Linked DNA regions of Homo sapiens: region 1 is linked to region 2. Evidence: chromatin loops called from intact Hi-C (ENCODE). Cell type or tissue: tibial artery. All regions are shown on one strand. Links, peaks and the distances in the headings refer to the core of each region. The heading gives the core; the rest is flanking DNA.

Region 1 (10,642 bases), core at 1,480-9,479, 48 kb after region 2:
TTCTGGAGGCGTGCATGAGCTTCGCTGCATTGGAGGAGTTGTGAGATAAAAAGGATGGTTAAGCAGGACCACTAGACTTTGGTGGATTAAAAAAGGACTGGCAATATGGGGCCATTGGAGGACAAGGGATGGAGGGAAAGAAGTAGCATTTATTTATTTATTTATTTTTGAGACAGAGTCTTGCTGTTGTCTCCCAGGCTAGAGTGCAGTGGCGTGATCACGGCTCACTTCAACCTCCACCTCCTGGGTTCAAGCGATTGTCCTGCCTCAGCCTCCTGAGTAGCCGGAATTACAGGTACCCGCCACCATGCCCAGCTAATTTTTGTACTTTTAGTAGAGATGGGGTTTCACCCTGTTGGCCAGGCTGGTCTCAAACTCCTGACCTCAGGTGATCTGCCTGCCTTGGCCTGCCAACGCGCTGGGATTACAGACATGAGCCACTGCGCCTGGCCGGAAGTAGCATTTTAGGAAGGCTTGTCTGGCAATGGTGACCAACTGGATGCAAAGTCAGGGGCCCTGGGGATAAGAAGGTCAGCTAGGAGGGTTTGGAATTATCCCATGATGAGGGCTGTATGTCCAAATATCCATGGCAGGGCTGGAGTCTGCAGGAGCAGTGGGTTTGAAAGAAGGGGCTGATCAGAAATCTTGAAGGGAGAAACCCATAGTAGTTATTATGTCTCAGAAGGAAAGAAGGTCTTCTAAGTGCTCTCAATGTGATAGGCAAGGAAAAACCCTGTCATTAGCCTGAGGTCTTAACCAGTTAAAAATATCAGCATCCAGGCGCAGTGGCTTACGCCTGTATTTGCAGCACTTTGGGAGGCCCACGCGGGTGGGTCACTTGAGTTCAGGGGTTCAAGACCAGCCTGGGAAACGTGGCGAAATCCCATCTACCAAAAATATAAAAATTAGCTGGGCATGGTGGTGCAAGCCTGTAATTCCAGCTACTCAGGAGGCTGAGGCATGAGAATCGCTTGAACCTGGGAGGCAGAGGTTGCAGTGAGCTGACATCGCACTACTGCATTCAAGCCTAGGCGACAGAGCAAGAATCTGTCTCAAAAAAAACTGAAAAAACAAAGAGTTGTTCCTGATGCTGCCGTGAGATTAGCATCCTCGCCTTCTGCTTTGAGGGAAAGATGTGAGATTTTCAGATCAGATACAAAGTAACAGGAATAGGTACCATGAATGGGAACCGGCAGCCAAGTGACAGTGTTGTGATGGGTATAGGCTGGGCTAGGTACTTTACACACCTTAAATTTTTGATTCTTAGATGCCAGCATAGGTGAGGTATAACATTTCAGAGTAAGTCACGTCTTTCTGAAACAACAGAAACAAAAAAACGATAAGGCCCCGTTAAATAACTGGTCCGTTTAGCACTACCTGCAATAGCAAAGATGTGGAATCAACCTAGGTGCCTATTGACAGTGGATTGGATAAAGAAAATATGGTACATATATACCGTGGAATACCACCAGCTAGCAAAAAAAGTAAAACTATGGTCTTTGCAGCAACATGGATGCAGCTGGAGGCCATTATCCTAAGTGAACTAATGCGTGTTCTCACTTATAAGTAGAAGCTAAACATTGGGTACAAATGGACACAAAGGTGGGAACAGCAGACACTGGGGACTACAAGAGGGAGGAAGGAGGGAGGGAAGAGTTGAAACACTACCTGTTAGGTACTTTGCTCATTATCTGGCTGATGGTTTCACCCAGACCCCAGATCTCAGCATCATGAAATACACCCTTGTAACAAACCTGCACATGTACCTCCTTAGTCTAAAATAAAAGTTGAATTTTTTTTCTTTTTCTTTAATTTTTTTTTTTTAAGAGAGGGAGTCTCGCTCTGTCGCCCATGCTGGAGTGCAATGGTGTGATCTCAGCTCAATGCAACCTCTGCCTCCCAGGTTCAAGCGATTCTCCTGCCTCAGCCTGCTGAGTAGCTGGGACTACAGGTGCACACCAACACACCTGGCTAATTTTTGTATTTTTACTAGAGACAAGCTTTCACCATATTGGTCAGACTGGTCTCGAACTCCTGACTTCAGGTGATCCACCCATCTCGGCCTCCCAAAGTGCTGGGATTACAGGCATGAACCACTGCACCCAGCCTACTTTATTTTTAATCTCCATCTAGTATTTAGACTAGAGATGGGCAAATTTTTCTTTTTTGTTTTCTTTAAAATTTTTTTTTTTTTGGTAGAGATGGGGTCTCACTATGTTGCCCAGGCTGGTCTTGAACTCCTGGCCTCAAGTGATCTTCCTGCCTTGACCTCCCAAAGTGCTGGGATTACAGGTGTGTGTCATCACACCCAGCCCTGATACACTTTTTCTGTACAAGGATAGATACTATTTTAGGGTGTGCAGGTCATATGGCCCCTGTTGCGACCACTCAGCTCTACCACCGTACTCCAAAGCTGTAGCCTAAAGCTGCCATAGACAGGCACCTAAGTGAATGGATGTGGCTATGTTTTGTTTCAGCTTGATTGGTGAGCACTGAAATTTGAATTTTATATAACTTTCCCATGTCATAAAATATTATTATTCTTTTGATGTTTTCCCACAGCCATTTGAAAATGTAGAGGTCATCTCAAAAAAGAAAAAAAAGGAAAAGAAAATGTAGAAGTCATCCTTAGCTCAAGGGCCATAGAGAAACTGGCATTGGTCTGGGTTTGGTCTGAAGGCTCATGGATCCCTACCCTAGACAAATAATAGGCATGTAAAAGGTATTCACATCACAGCTGGCTTTTTTTTTGAAACAGAGTCTTGCTCTATTGTTCAGGCTGGAGTTCAGTGGCATGATCTTGGCTCACTGCAGCCTCCACCTCCTGGGCTCAAGCAATCCTCCTGCCTCAGCCTCCCGAGTAGCCGGGATTACAGGCACAAGCCACCATGCCTGGCTAATTGTTGTATTTTTAGTAGAGATGGGGTTTTACCATGTTGTTGAGGCTGATCTCGAACTCCTGGGTTCACAGGATTCATCTGCCTCAGCCTCCCAAAGTGCTGGGATTACAGGCATGACCCACCACGCCCGGCCATAGCTGGCTTTTTGCTTGCTGTGGGAGGAGAAAGTTCTGGCTGCTTGGCTTCGATGCTATGCTTGGCTCTTCCAACCACCATTTGTGGCTTTTTGCTGCCAGAGCTTGTCATGCTGCTGCATTGCCCAAGAGAAAAAGTTTGTGAGGTTCCACGTTCCATCATATCGATGATCATTTTAGGGTTTTCACACACAAGAGACAGGATTATTGCAAGCAACAGCAATGAACTTTGGAAAACTCAGAGGTTTTCCAAGTGTGAGATTTAAAGCCTCATGCATGAAACTTTAAATTAGTTTAAGGGGGCGTAACCAGCATAAAAAAAATGAAATAGAAGGAAATAGGAAATAGAAAGCTGCATCTATGCTGCTAAAGTTAAGTCTTATTTCCGTGCAACCTTTCGTTTGTTTGTTTTGTTTGTTCGTTTTCTGAGACAGAGTCTCCCTCTCTGGAGCGAGTCTCACCCAGGCTGGAGTACAGTGGTGTGATCTCTGCTACTGCAGTCCCTACCTTCCGTGTTCAAACGATTCTCCTGCCTCAGCCTCTTGAGTAGCTGGGACCACAGGTGCATGCCACTATGCCCAGCTAATTTTTAGTAGAGATGGGGTTTCACTGTATTGACCAAGCTGGTCTCAAACTCCTCACCTCAAGTGATCCACCCATCTCAGCCTCCCAAAGTGCTGAGATTACAGGCATGAGCCACCATGCCCGGCCTATTTTGTCCAACGTTTGTTTTACTTATGCCTATGTGTGTATGTACATACTGGGTCACTCTTAGTATTTCTTTTTTTTTTTTTTTTTTTTTTTTGAGACAGGAGCTCACTCTGTTACCGAGGCCAGAGTGCAGTGGTGCAATCATGGCTCACTGAAGCCTTGAATTCCTGGGCTTAAGCGATTCTCCCACCTCAGTCTCCTGAGAAGCTGGGACTACAGGTGGGTGTCACCACACCCAGCTAGCTAACTAATTTTTTTTTTTTTTTTTTTTTTTGTAGAGACAGGGTCTTACTTTAGTGCCCAGACTGGTCTTGGACTCCTGGGCTCAAGTGAGCCTCCTGCCTCAGCCTCCCAAAGTGCTGGGATTAGAGGCATGAGCCACTGCATCTGGCTCTCTGAGTATTTCTTACTGTGATCCACAGTAAGTAAACTTATTTAAATAAGTTTGCAAAGTACAGGAACTTAAGGAAAAGGAATGTATCTGGAAATCCTTCCAGAATTTAAAACAAAAAATAGCTCTAGGCACAGTGGCTTACGCCTGAAATCCTAGCACTTTGGGAGGCTGAGGCGGGAGGATTGCTAGAGGCAAGAGTTTGAGACCAGCCTGGGCAACACAGGGAGATCCCATCTCTACAAAACAGTTCTAAAAATTATCCAGTCATGGGGCGTGCACCTGTAGTCCTAGCTACTTGAGAGGCTGAGGCAGGAGGATTGCTTGAACCCAGGAGTTTGAGGTTACAGTGAGCCATGATTGGGCCACTGCGCTCCAGCCTGGGAGACAGAGTGAGACCCTGTCTCTTAAAAAAAAAAAAAGAAAAGAAGGAAGGAAGGGAGAGAGAGGGAGGGAGGGAGAGAGAGAGAGAGAGAGAGAGAAAGAAAGAAAAAGAAAAAGCTAAACAGCCAGACCTTAGAGAGAAGAGGAACCTTGGTGACTAGGAATTTCCAGATGGCAGAAAATTCCGGGTACTGTCATCTGGCTGAATCAGTCCCACTCTTTTGCATCTCTGAGCCACTGTGCCCAAGATTCAAGTACCTGGGGGAGAACACAGAGAAGATCTCTGCGTTAACCAGAGTCCATTTCTGTTGCTTGCAAATCATCCCATCTCCTGTGTGTGCAAACTCCTAAAATAAGCACTTTTAGAAGAAACGCTGACTCGTACAAACTTTCCCTGTGTCCTAAGGCCTCCTGCCAGCTTTGCAACTGCTGCTCGCGGGCAAGGGAACCTCTCCAGTCTCAGGACAATGGTGGTTGGGAGAAGCTAAGCTAAGGTCAAAGCCAAACACAGCGAGAACTTAGCCTAAGTGTATCGGACCAGCTAGGATCAAGACCCAACCCTTGACTAGGAAGGAGGGCATCTTGAATGCCAGTTCCCTAAGACAGCATTTCACGGGTGAGGTGTATTCTCCCATGGCAAGACATTGGAGGTGCTATCATGAGAGAAAGAACAATGGATGCTTGCAGAACAGAACCCGCAGATGACCACTAAGGAATGACACTGGTTTTCCTTCTCTAATAAAAATAACAACAACAACAACAAAAATAGCTGGGCGTGGTGGCAGGTGCCTGTAATCCCAGCTACTCGGGAGGCTGGGGCAGGAGAATCACTTGAATCCGGGAGACGGAGGTTGCAGTGAGCTGAGATCGCACCACTGCACAACTACCTGGGCAACAGCACGAGACTCTGTCTCAAAAACAACAACAACAAAGAAAAAACCAAAACACCGTTGCTTTTATTCTGATAATAAAACAGGGTTAATGCTCGAAATTTTAAAACTAAAAAAATACCAAAAGTTATAAAAGAGGGCAAATGTCATTTAAAGGAATGCTGCAGCGAGGTAGAGTCTCACACCTGTAATCTGAGGCAGAAGGCAGGAGCTTGAGCCCAGGAGTTCAAGGCCAGCTTGGCCAACACAGCAAGACCCTGTCTCTACAAAAATAAAAATAATTACCTGGGTGTGGTGGTGTACCTCTAATTCTATTATTAGCTACTTGGGAGGCCAAGGCAGGAGGATCACTTGACTCCAGGAGTATGAGGCTGCAGTGAGCCAAGACTGTGCCACTGCACTCCAGCCTGGGCAATAGAGTGAGACCCTGTTCTAAAACTAACCGGCTGGGCGAGGTGGCTCACCTGTAATCCCAGCATTTTGGGAGGCCGAGGCGGGCAGATCACTTGAGGTCAGGAGTTCGAGACCAGCCTGGCCAACGTGGTGAAACCCTGTCTCTACTAAAAATACAAAAAAATTAGCTAGGTGTGGTGGCACGTGCCTGTACACCCAGCTACACGAGAGGCTGAGGCTGAAGAATCACTTGAACCTGGGAGGTGGAGGTTGCAATGAGTCGAGATTTCGCCACTGCACTCCAGCTTGGGTGACAGAGCTAACTCTGTCTCAAAAATAAAATAAAATAAAGCAAACCAACAGAATGCCACCAACCTCCAATAACCACTGAGAGCATCCCTTCAGATGTCCCTTCCTCCCTTCCCCTTTCCTTCCTCTCCTCCTCTTCTTCCTGTTCTGAGTCATGTTTCTCAAGGAGAGACAAGTTGTACTTTGGGATCTGGTCTCTTTTCTCACACATCTCTGCTCTCTAGGGGGGCACCTCCCTCCCTATGGATATCACAGGGAGTTTTTTTCCTTTTAGAGTTTGAATGGAGGAAGACTTCAGACAGAACTGTACACAGCACAGAGCTGCAGAGAAGTGGAAGATTAAGAGAAAATAATGTTGGACAAATTAGATGTAGCTTGTATAATCTGGAGCTACAGTCACGAGAATAGGATGTAACATAAAGTCTAATGTGATTCAGCAAACACACGTTTTCATTACTTTTGTGCAGATGGCTCTGCTAGGTGACTTGGAAGGGAAGGAAACCGAGGCAGTGTTGCTTCCTTCGAGGAAGACAGAGTTGCTTCCTTTCCCCCCATCCACTGGGGACAGAATTTCAAAGAGATTACAGCACAGACCAGCCTGTGGCAAATGCATGAGCCAAGTGTGATGGGGACACAGAGGCGATTAAAATGCAATCATTAGGGCTGGTCATGGTGGCTCACGCCTGTAATCCCAGCACTTTGGGAGGCCAAGGCGGGTGGATCACTTGAGGTCAGCAGTTCGAGACCAGCCTGGCCAACATGGTGAAACCCCATCTCTACTAAAAATACAAAAATTAGCCGGTGTGATGGCACATGCTTTTAGTCACAGCTACTCAGGAGGCTGAGGCAGGAGAATCGCTTGAACCCAGAAGGCGGAGGTTGCAGTGAGCCAAGATTGTGCCACTGCACTCCAGCCTGGATGACAGAGTGAGACTCAGTCTAAAAAAAAAAAAAAGATTGCTGTTCTATTTATGCTGTGAACATTGCTGAAAGATTGAGCAGGAAAAATGGAGATCAATGCTCAGTAAGTTCCACCTGAAAGACCTCCTTTGAACATAGCAACTGTTCACTTGGTGAAATTTGGCTATACAGGTAATGAATACTTTGTGAGAAATCACACTCTGTGGTCTCCGAGTAGCATTAACAATCTCTTGCAACAGAGAAAGCTGAAATGAAGAGGAGAAGTGTAGAAAATGTCATCTGAGGGCGCGCGTGGTGGCTCATGCCTGTAATCCCAGCACTTTAGAAGGCAGAGGCAGGTGACCTGAGGTCAGGAGTTCAGCCTGGCTAACATGGCAAAACCGTCTCTACTAAAGATACAGACATTAGCCGGGCGTGGTGGCGTGCACCTATAATCCCAGCTACTCAGGAGGCTGAGGCAGGAGAATCACTTGAACCCGGGAGATGGAGGTTGCAGTGAGCCGAGATGGCGCAACTGCACTCCAGCCTGGGCAACAAATGGAGACTCTGTCTCAAAAAAAAAAAAAAGAAAAGAAAAGAAAATGTCATACCCAACAGTGTGTTGGGTATGACAACTACTAGTGTGTCCAGCCATCCTGGTTTGCCTGGGACTATCCTATTTTTAGCTCTGAAAAGTCTTTTTAAAATTTTATTTATTTATTTATTTTTGAGATGGAGTCTCGCTCTGTTGCCCAGGCTGGAGTGCAGTGGCATGATCTTGGCTCACTGCAAGCTCCGCCTCACGGGTTCACGCCATTTTCCTGCCTCAGCCTCCCAAGCAGATGGGATTACAGGCATGTGCCGCCACACCTGGATAATTTTGTATTTTTTTAGTAGAGACAGGGTTTCTCCATGTTGGTCAGGCTGGTCTCAAACTCCCAACCTCAGGTGATCCACCAGCCTCAGCCTCCCAAAGTGCTGGGATTACAGGCATGAGCCACCGCGCCTGGCCATGTTAACTATATATTAAGATACGAAACAGCTTTCTTTCAAGGGGTGCAGCTTTAAAACAGTCTACAGTAGCAAGGCATTTAACCTGTACTCGGAAGCCAGGAAACCTTGGCCTGACTTGCCACTGTGTTCTTTGAAAGGTCCGTCGTTAATGTTTGACTATTCTTAATGACAATTTGTGGCTTATCAGGTTGACGTTTTCCTTTCTTTTCAGGCAGCTGAGACTTAAGGGAGTGAAGTAATTTGGTGGTATTCATTGCAGGGGCCACATAGATACTGTCAGTACGCTTTTAAAAATCTTTTTAAAGTAATAGATGCTCATTATAAAAATTCAAACAATACAAAAGTGTAGAAAGTAGAAAGTACTTTCTACTTCAGGAAGAAAATTTCCCACCCTCAAATTGTCATTCCGTCACAAGTTTGATGTGTATCTTCTCAGTGTTTTGTTGGACATATGTTAACACATGGATTTTAAAAAATGAATTGGATGATATGTGTACTAATCAGTCTTCTTTTTTTATTCAAACTATATATCATGACCATCTTTCTAAGTCAGTAATACAGCATTATCTTTTCCTTGTTTTTTTTTTTTTTGAGAGAAAGTCTAGTTCTGTCACCCAGGCTGGAGTGCAGTGGTATAATCATAGCTCACTGCAACCTCTGCCTCCCAGGTTCAAGTGATTCTCATGCCTCAGTCACAGGAGTAGCTGGGACTACAGGCACATGCCACCACACCCAGCTACTTTTTGTATTTTTTAGTAGAGACTGGGTTTTGCCATGTTATCCAGGCTGGTTTCGAACTACTGGCCTCAAGTGATCTGCCTGCCTCAGCCTCCCAAAATGCTGGGAAGACACTGCATCAGCCAAAAAAAGTATCTTGTGTTTAATTTGGCCTATGTCTTCCTTTTCTGATCACTGCATAATTTTTCAGTGTCTGGTTATACCTTATTTTTTCTTAATTAATTCTTTATTGATGGACAGCTAGGTGATTTAACAATTTGATAAAGAATGCTGCAATAAATATCTTTTGTCATTTTTGCACATTGTCCAATTATTTCCTCTATATAAATTCACTTTTTTTTTGATGCGGAATCTCACTCTTTCGCCCAGGTTGGAGTGCAATGGCGCAATCTCGGCTCACTACAACCTCCACCTCCTGGGTTCAAGCAATTCTCGTGTCTCAGCCTCCCGAGTACCTGGGATTACAGGCACGCGCCACTATGCCTGGCTAATTTTTGTATTTTTAGTAGAGACAGGGTTTCACCATGTTGGCCAGGCTGGTTTCGAACTCCTGACCTCAAGTTATCCACCCACCTTGGCCTCCCAAAATGCTGGGATTGTAGGCATGAGGCACTGTGCCCAGCCTCCTCTATACAAATAATTAAAAGTAGAATTGCTGAGTTAAAAGCTTTCAACTAGGTTTAGAATGTGGAAGATACACAAATCTGAATTCACTTTATGGGGTGCATATTTGAGACTAAATTAAAACTAATTAACTTGAGGAAGAAAGAAAATATCGTAATTCAAATGATACTGTGGAAAAAGTAGCAGAGTAGGAGTTAGAATACTTTGGTTCTAGAGCTTGTTCACCTTCCAGCTAACTGGTTGACCTTTGACAAGCTTCTTAACCTTTTTGCACGTCTGACTCTTGCCTCCAGTTGTATCTGGTCTCATGAATCTTCCAAATAATTGACAGAGTCATTTTCTACAATGCGAATATGACCTCTGCTTAAGTCCATCAGGAGCTCACCATTGCCTTTGGGGTGAAGCTAAAACTCCTAGCTAACCATGCAGCAGTCTGTGTTTGTAGCTTCCTCTCCCTCCACGTGCCCAGCCAGGACCTTTGATCCACCTGTTCTCACCTCCTTTCATTGCCTTCAATGCTCACAGTTTGCTAAGCCTCCAGATGTTGGTTCAGGTTGTTCCCTCCTTCTGGAATATCTGGTCCCTTCTCTGACCAGCTGACTTCTACTCATTCTTCAAGAAATAGCTTGGACTTTGTATTAGTCCATTCTCACGCTGCTATAAAGAAATACCCAAGATTGGGTAATTTATAAAGGAAAGAGGTTTAATTGACTCACAGTTCCGCATGGCTGGGGAGGCCTCAGGAAACTAATAATCATGGTGGAAGAGAAAGCAAACATATCCTTCTTCACAGGGCAGTAGAAGAGAAAGAACGAGCAAGAACAGGGAAAACTGCCTTAATTAACCATCAGGTCTCTCGAGAATTCACTCACTATCACGAGAACAGCATAGGGAAAACCACCTCCATGATCCAATCACTTCCCACTAGGTCTCTCCCTCAACACCTGGGGATTACAATTCAAGATGAGATTTGGGTGGGGACACAAAGCCTAACCATATCAGACTTCTTACCTTCTCAGAAGACTTTCCTGACACCTACAGGTTGAACTGATGCCTCTTCTCTTGGCTTTTGTGAAGGCAGCATATTACTTTACACATCCTCTGTAAATAGCACACACTGTATTACAACGGCTGACTTTCTTATCTGGGTCACTTCATTCTTTTGAGGGCAGAAACCGTGACCTGTTCATCTTTGAATTTATAGTATCTACCACAGTGTCTGACACATACAGATGTTTGCTGAATCTTTGTGGA
Region 2 (9,161 bases), core at 1,162-9,161:
GGGTTCAAGCGATCCTTCTGCCTCAGCCTCTCAAGAACCTGGAATTACAGGCATATGCCACCATGCCTGGCTAATTTTGTATTTTTAGTAGAGACGGGGTTTCTCCATGTTGGTCAGGCTGGTCTTGAACTCCCAACCTCAGGTGATCTGCCAGATCAGCCTCCCAAAGTGCTGGGATTACAGGCATGAGCCACGCGCCCAGCCCACTAGCTTTTTTAAAAAGACAGAAATTAAAATTTCAAAATGTTCAAATGTTCAACATTTCACAAAATGTTTGGAAGGTAGAGAAAGTAACCAATAGACCCACTATTGTAACCTGATTGTTTTTGTGAATTGTTAGTTTTTGAAAAAATAATCGTTCTGCTATAATTTTTATACTCTGCTATTCTCACTTCGTATTTATCATTCCTTTAAAATTTATCTAGTTTTAGAGTGGAGATTATGTTTTCTTTTTTTTTTTTTTTTTTGTTTGAGACAGGGTCTTGCTGTGTTGCCCAGGCTGGAGTGCAGTGGCATGATCACAGCTCACTGCAGCCTCCACCTCCCAGGCTCAAGCGATCCTCCCACCTCAGCCTCCTGAGTAGCTATGACTACAGGCACGCTACTACACCTGGCTAATTTTTGTATTTTTTGTAGAGATGAGGTTTTGCCCTGTTGCCCAGGCTGGTCTCTTAACTCCTGGACTCAAGCAATCTGCCTGCCTCGGCCTCCCGTTACAGGCTTGAGCCACGGCGCCTGTCTATGTTCTCTTTTCACTGTTGGGTCAGAGGGTCATATTGTTGGATGATAGTGATGGTTACTTTGCATTTTGGAATGGGAAACTTAAACATGAACTGTTATACGGTACTCTACTGAATCTTTTAAAATTTTTTTTGGGTTTTGCAAATAGGTATGAGCATTCTCCAAGGAAAGGATGACATATTTTTGGACCTGAAACAGAAATTCTGGAATACCTATCTGGTAAGATAGGCGTTTGAAAATGTAATCACTATATTTTTGTGTATATATGTATATATATGTGTATAAAAATATATGTTTTGTGTTTATATTTATAAAGATTAAAAAATCTTTTAATTGACACATATAAGTACATATTTTCATATACATGTGATAATTTGACACGTGTTTAATCACATCAGGATTTTTTTGTATGTGTGTGTGTATATATATATATATATATATATATATATTTTTTTTTTTTTTTTTTTTTTTTTAATTAAAAAAACCTTTTTCGAGACAGGGTCTCATTCTGGCACCCAGGCTGGAATGCAGTGGCATGGTCATGGCTCACTGCAGCCTGGACCTCCTGAGCTCAAGCGATCCTCCCACCTCAGCCTCCTGAGTAGCTGAGACTACAGGCATGTGCCACCACACCCAGCTAATTATTTTTAAATTTTTTGGTAGAGACAGAGTCTCACTATGTAGCACAGGCTGGCCTTGAACTCCTGTGCTCCAGTGATTCTCCCACCTCAACATTAAGTACATTTTTATTAAACTATTCCTAAATTAGAGCTCCAGTTTGGTTGACAGAAGGGTCCAATATTTTGACATAGAAATCTTAAAGTTATTTTGATAGATGTATGAGGAGAGGTTTTAAGAGTATCTGTACTTCTCATGAACTGGAAAGAAATAATGTCTCTGGGCCCGGTGCAGTGGCTCATGCCTGTAATCCCAACACTTGGGAGGCTGAGGCAGGCGGATCACTTGACGTTAGGAGTTTGAAACCAGCCTGGCCAATATGGTGAAACCCTGTTTCTACTAAAAATACAAAAAATAGTCAGGCACGGTGGTGCATGTCTGTAATCCCAGCTACTCAGTAGGCCGAGGCAGGAGAATCACTTGAACCTGGAGACAGGTTGCAGTGAGCCGAGATCGCACCACTGCACTCCAGCCTGGGCAATACAGCAAGACTCCATCTCAAAAAAGAGAAAAAAGAAGAAAAGAAAAGAAATAATATCTCTGAATTTTAGTCCATGTTCTCAGTGATTTCTGACTTTATTATATTAACTCTTAGTAATGATCACAATTTACTTTGTAAATTTTGCAGCCAAAGGGACAACAATTTATTCTGTAAATTTGGGATTCTATTTGCAAAATAGAGATTATAGATTGTGAGTGGCTTAATGGAATCATTCCCACATTCAGAGCCAATGTTTTCAGGTGAGCATCCTGCGGAGTCCTGGTGAAAAGAACTTTAACATCACAAAGGTATTGATAGAGAAGGAGAAGGTTTCCAAGGGTTATTCCAAGGTTTGAAGCAAATCAGCATTTTTACTGTTTGCTCGGCACAAATATATACAGTCCAGTCCAATACATATTTATTCATTGATTCAGTTAATATTTATTGAACAGTGTCCTTAAGGCCTGGCAAAATCAGGGATGGTTTTCATCTCTGCCCTAGAGCATGTTTGATTGCATTCATCACAAGGAGGTAAATCTTTGGGATTACAGAATGTTCGCAGACTGGCCTAGGGCTTCACATGTTCTTCCTTCCCTATCAAAAGCAGTGTTGAGCCACACCCAGCTATTACCTCCACAGCTTCTAGCATCATCTGTTGGATGGTACCAGGCCCCTGAGCCAGCATTACTTGATGGCTAGAGGCAGAGGATGGAGAGGTTTGAAGTCAGAGGCTTCCCCTGAGCCTCTATACTCAGGAACAGTAACTATAAGTGTGTTCAGAACTCTTGTGATTTCTCTTAGGGCAGAAATTGAGGACCCCATGGTGACAACCAAATGTGATTTTCTTCTGGTTTTGTTTTTTGTTTGTGTGTTTTGGTTTTTTTGTTTGTTTGTTTGTTTTTTGAGACGGAGTCTTGCTCCGTAGCCTAGGCTGGAGTGCAGTGGCACTCTGCAACCTTTGCCTCCCGGGTTCAAGCAATTCTCAATTCTCCTGCCTCAGCCTCCTGAGTAGCTGGAATTACAGACTTGCACCACCACATCCAGCTAATTTTTTGTATTTTTCAGTAGAGATAGGGTTTCACCATGTTGGCCAGGTTGGTCTTGAACTCCTGACCTCAGGTGATCCGCCTCCCTCAGCCTCCCAAAGTTCTGGGATTACAGGCATGAATCACCATACCCAGCCACTTCTTCTGTTTTACTTTAGAAAAAGGAACAAGTTTTTCCATTATGTTGTAAAGTCTATGGAGATATGTACATCTAACTTTTTTTTTTTTTTTTTTAAAGAGCAAGGACCGGAGGCAGTAGCTCATGCCTGTGATCCCAACACTTTGGGAGGTGGAGGCGGGTAGATCACAAGGTCAGGAGATCGAGACCATCCTGGCTAACATGGTGAAACCGTGTCTCCACTAAAAATACAACAAATTAGCAGGGCATGGTGGCACAAGCCTGTAGTCCCAGCTACTTGGGAGGCTGAGGCAGGAGAATCACTTGAACCCGGGAGGCAGAGACTGTAGTGAGCTGAGATTGCGCCACTGCACTCCAGCCTGGGCGACAGAGCGAGACTCCGTCTCAAAAAAAAAAAAAAAAAAAAGAGCAAGAAGTAGGCAGCTCACACCTGTAATCCCAGCACTTTGGGAGGCTAAGGCAGGAGGATCACTAGAGCCCAGGAGTTTGAGACCAGCCTGCGCAACCATAGTGAGACCCCATCGCTACAAAAATAAAATAAATTAGCTGGGCATAGTTGCAAGTGTCTGTGGTCCCAGCTGCTCGGGAGGCTGAGATGGGAGGATTGCAAGCCTGGGAGGTCGAGGCTGCAGTAAGCTGTGATTGCACCGCTGCACACCAGCCTGAGTGACAGAGTGAGACCATGGTTCAAAAAAAAAAAAAAAGAGAGCAGGAAGTAGAATTGGGAAAGAAGCTTCAGGCAGGGATTTGTAAATGAACAAAACCACAGGAACATTTGCATACTGTTTAAAAAAAAAAACTGGTTACAATGAGTGAGTCTCATCTACCCTCAGGAGAAGAAAGAGGGCAAACCAGTAGTCTGAAGCCCAGCCCATCTGGAGATTTTTTGGGAAGATTTCCTTTAAAGAGGCAGGATGGCTCACGCCTGTAATCACAGCACTTTGGTAGGCCAAGGCAGGCGGATCATGAGGTCAAGGGATCGAGCCCATCCTCGCCAACTTGATGAAATCCCCTCTCTACTAAAAATACAAAAATTAGCATGAGCCCAGGAGGTCGAGACTGCAGTAAGCTACGATTGTGCCACTGCACTCCAGCCTGGGTAACACAGTGAGACCCTGTCTCAAAATAAAAAAATAAAATAAAATAAAGATCTGAAGTTATGCACATACTGGGGGACAGGTCATTCCAGGGGCAGAAGAGCTGAGTACAGTTGACAATGCGTAAAGCACCATGGTATGCCTGGAGGGGAGAAACCACAGGCAGTTTGGTGTTCACAGAGTATTTGTTGAGCAACTTGGAATGAGTTTGGATCCTGGAGACTGTTGAACACCCAGAGCTGAGGATCTTGAACTTCACAGTTAGGTAATGGCAGCAAAGGAAACCAAAGTGGGTGGTTATCGTGACCAAGTTCACATAAGAAATAAGGAAGCATATCAGGTGTGGTGGCTCACGCCTGTAATCCTAACACTTTGGGAGGCTGAAGCAGGAGGATCCCTTGAAGTTAGGAGTTCAAGACCAGCTTGGGCAACATAGCAAGACCCTGTCTGTATTTAAAAAAATAAACATGGTGGCTCACGCCTGTAATCTCACCACTTTGGGAGGCCAAGGCGAGCAGATCATATGAGGTCAGGAGTTCGAGACCAGCCTGACCAACATGGTGAAACCCTGTCTCTACTAAAAATACAAAAAATTAGCCAGGTATGGTGGTGAGTGCCTGTAATCCCAGCTACTCGGGAGGCTGAGGCAGGAGAATCACTTGAACCCGGGAGACGGAGATTGTAGTGAGCTGAGATTGCACCACTGCACTCCAGCCTGGGTGACAGAGCAAGACTCCATCTCAAAACAAACAAACAAACAAAAAAGAAATGAGGTGAGTTCAGCTTGGGAAATGTTGAATGTCAGATGCCTTTGGCCTATTCAGAGGGAGATTGCCGAAGCACAGAGGAGAGTTCATGGCAGGGTTTAATTATTTTTAGCGCTCACATGTCCCAGATTCGGCCAGTGGGAGTTCCCCCAAGCTGGTTCCTGTGTCCTGTGCATCACCCATCTTCTTTCTCCTTTACTTCTTTCTTAAGCCACTTCCTTTCTGGCATGACAGCGTGTTCCAGGATCATCTTGTACTTGCACCTGCCCTGCCCTGGCCCTAGAATCAGCCAATTCTTTGAGGCATCCTGCTTCCTTTTAGTGGGGGAATGATTTGAGAACAAAATATACTACTACATGATACTACATTCTGACAAGAAAAAAAACACAGCCATAAGAAATAAAGCCATGGCCAGGCACAGTGGCTCCTGTAATCCTAACCCTTTGGGTGGCGGAGGTTGGAGGATTGTTTGGGGTCAGGAATTCAAGACCAACCTGGCCCGCATAGTGAGGCCTCGTCTGTATTAAGAAAAAAAAAAAAAAGAAAGAAGGAAAGCCATGTTTGGATAAGTTTAGTCTTCTGATTATTTTTGCTAAAGTTTTAATTTTTTTTTTTTTTTTGAGACAGAGTCTCGTTCTGTTGCCCAGGCTGGAGTGCAATGGTGCAGTCTCAGCTCACTGCAACCTCTGCCTCCCGAATTCAAGCGACTCTCCTGCCTCAGCCTCTTGAGTAGCTGAGATTACAGGTTCCTGCAATCACGTCCTGCTAATTTTTATTTTTAGTAGACACAGGGTTTCTACATGTTGGTCAGGCTGGTCTCAAACTCACGACTTCAGGTGATCTGCCTGCCTTGGCCTCCCAAAGTGCAGGGATTACAGGGGTATATTTTATATTTAAAGCATATTTAACAATTAAGGGCCAGGCTCGGTGTCTCACGCCTGTAATCCCAGCACTTTGGGAGGCTGAGGTGGGCAGATCACCTGAGCTCGGGAATTTGAGATGCACAACAAGAGCGAAACTCCGTCTCAAAAAAAATAAATAAATATAAAATATACATTATGGCCGGGCATGGTGGCTCACGCCTGTAATCCCAGCACGTTGGGAGGCCAAGGCGGGCAGATCACCTGAGGTCAGGAGTTCGAGACCAGCCTGGCCAATATCATGAAACCTTGTCTCTACTAAAAATACAAAATTTAGCCAGGCATGGTCGTGTGCACCTGTAATCCCAGCTACTCGGAGGCTGAGGCAGGAGAATCACTTGAACCCAGGAGGTGGAGGTTGCAGTGAGCCAAGATCGCACCATTGCACTCCAGCCTGGGCAACAAGAGCAAAACTCCATCTCAAAAAATATATATATATACATACACATATACGTATATATGTGTATATATACGTATATATGTATATGTATACACACATTATATGTAATATCTACTTTTAAATATAAACATAAATATTATAAAGCTTTTATTGCAATTGTTCATTTTAGAAACTTCAGAAAATACAAATTAGTAAAAAGAAGAAAATAAGTCTGTAATACCACTTTTAAGGACTATTTTGAAAACCTCTAGCTGTTTTTTGAGATAAATTTACATACCAAGACTTTTTTTTAAAAAATCATAATGATGACTTTTTCATAGGACTGTGTAGGATAAAGCTTGTGAAATGTCTATCTAACATATTTTGTAATATATGAAAATTTCAGCTAAACTTGTTCTATAGCATCACATGGTTTCAATATATTATTAGAAAATCATTCCATAAACAATGGTTTGGTATATAGTTTCAACAATTCAAGGCTGGGCACAGTGGCTCATGCCTGTAATCCTACCACTTTGGGAGGCCGAGGCAGGCAAATCACCTGAGGTCAGGAGTTCAAGACCAGCCTGGCCAACATGGTAAAACCCTGTCTCTACTAAAAATACAAAAATTAGCCGAGCATGGTGTCAGGCACCTGTGATCCCAGCTACTCAGGAAGCTGAGGCAGGAGAACTGCTTGAACCTAGGAGGCAGATGTTGCAGTGAGCCAAGATCTTGCCACTGCACTCCAGACTAAGCGACAGAATGAGATTCCATCTCAAACAAAATAAATAAATAAAATAATTCAGCAGGATGAGGTGGCTCATGCCTATAACCCCAGCACTTTGGGAGGCTGCAGTGGGACTACTGCTTTTGCCTGGGAGTTCAAGACCAGCCTGGGCAACATAGAGATACCATGTCTCAGAAAAAAAAAAATTAATTTAAAAAAAAAGAATTCATTGATGATTCTGTATTTACAAATATATTCCTGCATCATTTGTTCATGGTAACCAGGAAATTGCAATGCATATATACATGCTGTCATTTCCAAAGCCGCTGTCTTCCAGAATTGGTACTGATTCTAGTAGACTTTTCATTCTGGTGTTAAAAATATAATTAATATAGGAATGTCTTCTACCTAATAGCTTTTTTCCCCACAACTCCCCAACCCCCTCACTCTAGAGGCCTTAAGTAGTCTAAGTTAATCAGCTTAGTCTGAAATATAATACTACCTAGGCATCTTGTTGGCCTAGTATTTCTTACTCTTTTATGGAATGAACTGTGCAATTGTTTTGTGTGGTTAAAAGGTATTCTAGGTCAGGTATAGTGGCTCACACCTGTAATCCCAGCACTTTGGGATGCCGAGGTGGTGGATCACCTGAGGTCGGGAGTTCGAGACCAGCCTGGCCAACATGGTGAAAACCCGTCTCTACTAAAAATACAAAAATTAGCCAGGTGAGGTGGTGTGTGCCTGTAATCGCAGATACTCAGGAGGCAGAGACACGACAATTGCTTGAACCCAGGAGGCAGAGGTTGCGGTGAGCTAAGATTGCACCACTGCACTCCAGTCTGGGCAACAGAGTGAGACCCTGTCTCAAAAAATAAAAAACAAAATAAATAAATAAAAAATAAAAGGCAATCTAATAAAGTTGTTGCTTTTTTTTTTTCCCAATTCCAGAGTGGACTGATGTACTGGCCCTTTGTACAGGTAAGTTCCACCTACTCAGTAATATGAACTCAGGGCTTTGGTTTCCATGTGGCCCTAACGGACTCTCTCTCTGTTCCAGCTGACCAACTTCAGCCTTGTTCCTGTTCAATGGAGAACAGCTTACGCTGGAGTCTGTGGTTTTCTCTGGGCCACCTTCATCTGTTTTTCCCAGCAGAGTGGTGACGGCACATTCAAGTCAGCTTTCACCATTTTATATACAAAGGGGACCAGTGCCACAGAAGGGTACCCGAAGAAATGAGAAGTCAAGGACTCTCTTAAAGGGACCACATTTTTTACCTAAAATGCACAGAATTGCCTGCAGACAAAATATTTGATGTGCCAATTATGCACTTCATTTTGAGGAATTACTACTATTTATAGACCCACTTTTTAAAAAATTATCAATGATTATTTTTGAATTGTATTCAGACTTTTTTCCTGTTCTAGTCTGAAATATTACTTCTCTAATATTTTGGTTAATATGAATAATAGTGGCAAAATGGCATTTTAGAATTATTAATATTTCTAATATTTTAACACAAGTTTCAGGAAACTTGGTTTTGATTGTTCACATTTCTATTCTAAAATCTCAGGTTATCTCCTGAACACTTTTGGGCAGATGAAGTTTTATACCAAAAAATAGTTCTTAGAGTGAATTTTAATTTACATAGAACTCAATCGAAATGAAGATTTAATAACCAGATTTCTTTCTCCAAAACATACACAATTTGTTATTTTAGTAAATACCTTTTTTTTTTTTTTTTTTTTTGTGGTGGAGTCTTGCTGTCTCCCCGGCTGGAGCGCAGTGGCACGATCGCGGCTCACTGCAGCCTCCATCCTCTGGGTTCAAGCAATTCTCCTGCCTCAGGCTCCTGAGTAGCTGGGATTACAGGCACGTGACACCAGGCCCAGCTGATTTTTGTATTTTTGTTCATTTGCTTTTGTTTTTGACACAGAGTCTCGCTCTGTCGCCCAGGCTGGAATGCAGTTGTGAGATCTCGGCTCACTGCAAGCTCCGCCTCCCGGGTTCACGCCATTCTGCGTCAGCCTCCCAAGTAGCTGGGACTACAGGCACCTGCCACGATGCCTAGCTAATTTTTTGTATTTTTAGTAGAGATGAAGTTTCACCGTGTTGGCCAGGATGGTCTTGATCTCCTGACCGCATAATCCACCCACCTCGGCCTCCCAAAGTGCTGGGATTACAG

Evidence for each region. Peaks named below come from ENCODE experiments on the same cell type or tissue, not always from the same donor. Only the 100,000 strongest peaks of a DNase experiment are listed, where the experiment ranks them.
Region 1: a loop joins it to region 2, with 6 times the contacts of the local background. A loop is called at or near these places in 2 of 110 quality-filtered maps.

Annotation. Positions count from the first base shown.
Region 1 is chr16:15,447,738-15,458,379 of GRCh38, forward strand. All of the region lies in intron 1 of MPV17L-BMERB1 (MPV17L-BMERB1 readthrough), which reads left to right. All of the region lies in intron 1 of BMERB1 (bMERB domain containing 1), which reads left to right. Among named protein-coding and RNA genes, the nearest start is that of BMERB1, 18 kb to the left of the region's middle. In tibial artery, for the core only: no CTCF peak of the experiment used is centred there; no DNase peak of the experiment used is centred there; H3K27ac peaks cover 410 bases.
Region 2 is chr16:15,399,898-15,409,058 of GRCh38, forward strand. The region is part of intron 1 of MPV17L-BMERB1 (MPV17L-BMERB1 readthrough); the gene reads left to right. It overlaps MPV17L (MPV17 mitochondrial inner membrane protein like), which reads left to right. Exons shown (of 4, transcript NM_001128423.2): 2 at 890-960; 3 at 7,927-7,956; 4 at 8,036-9,161. The coding sequence ends at 8,215. Among named protein-coding and RNA genes, the nearest start is that of MPV17L-BMERB1, 8.7 kb to the left of the region's middle. In tibial artery, for the core only: no CTCF peak of the experiment used is centred there; a DNase peak (open chromatin) is centred at 5,075.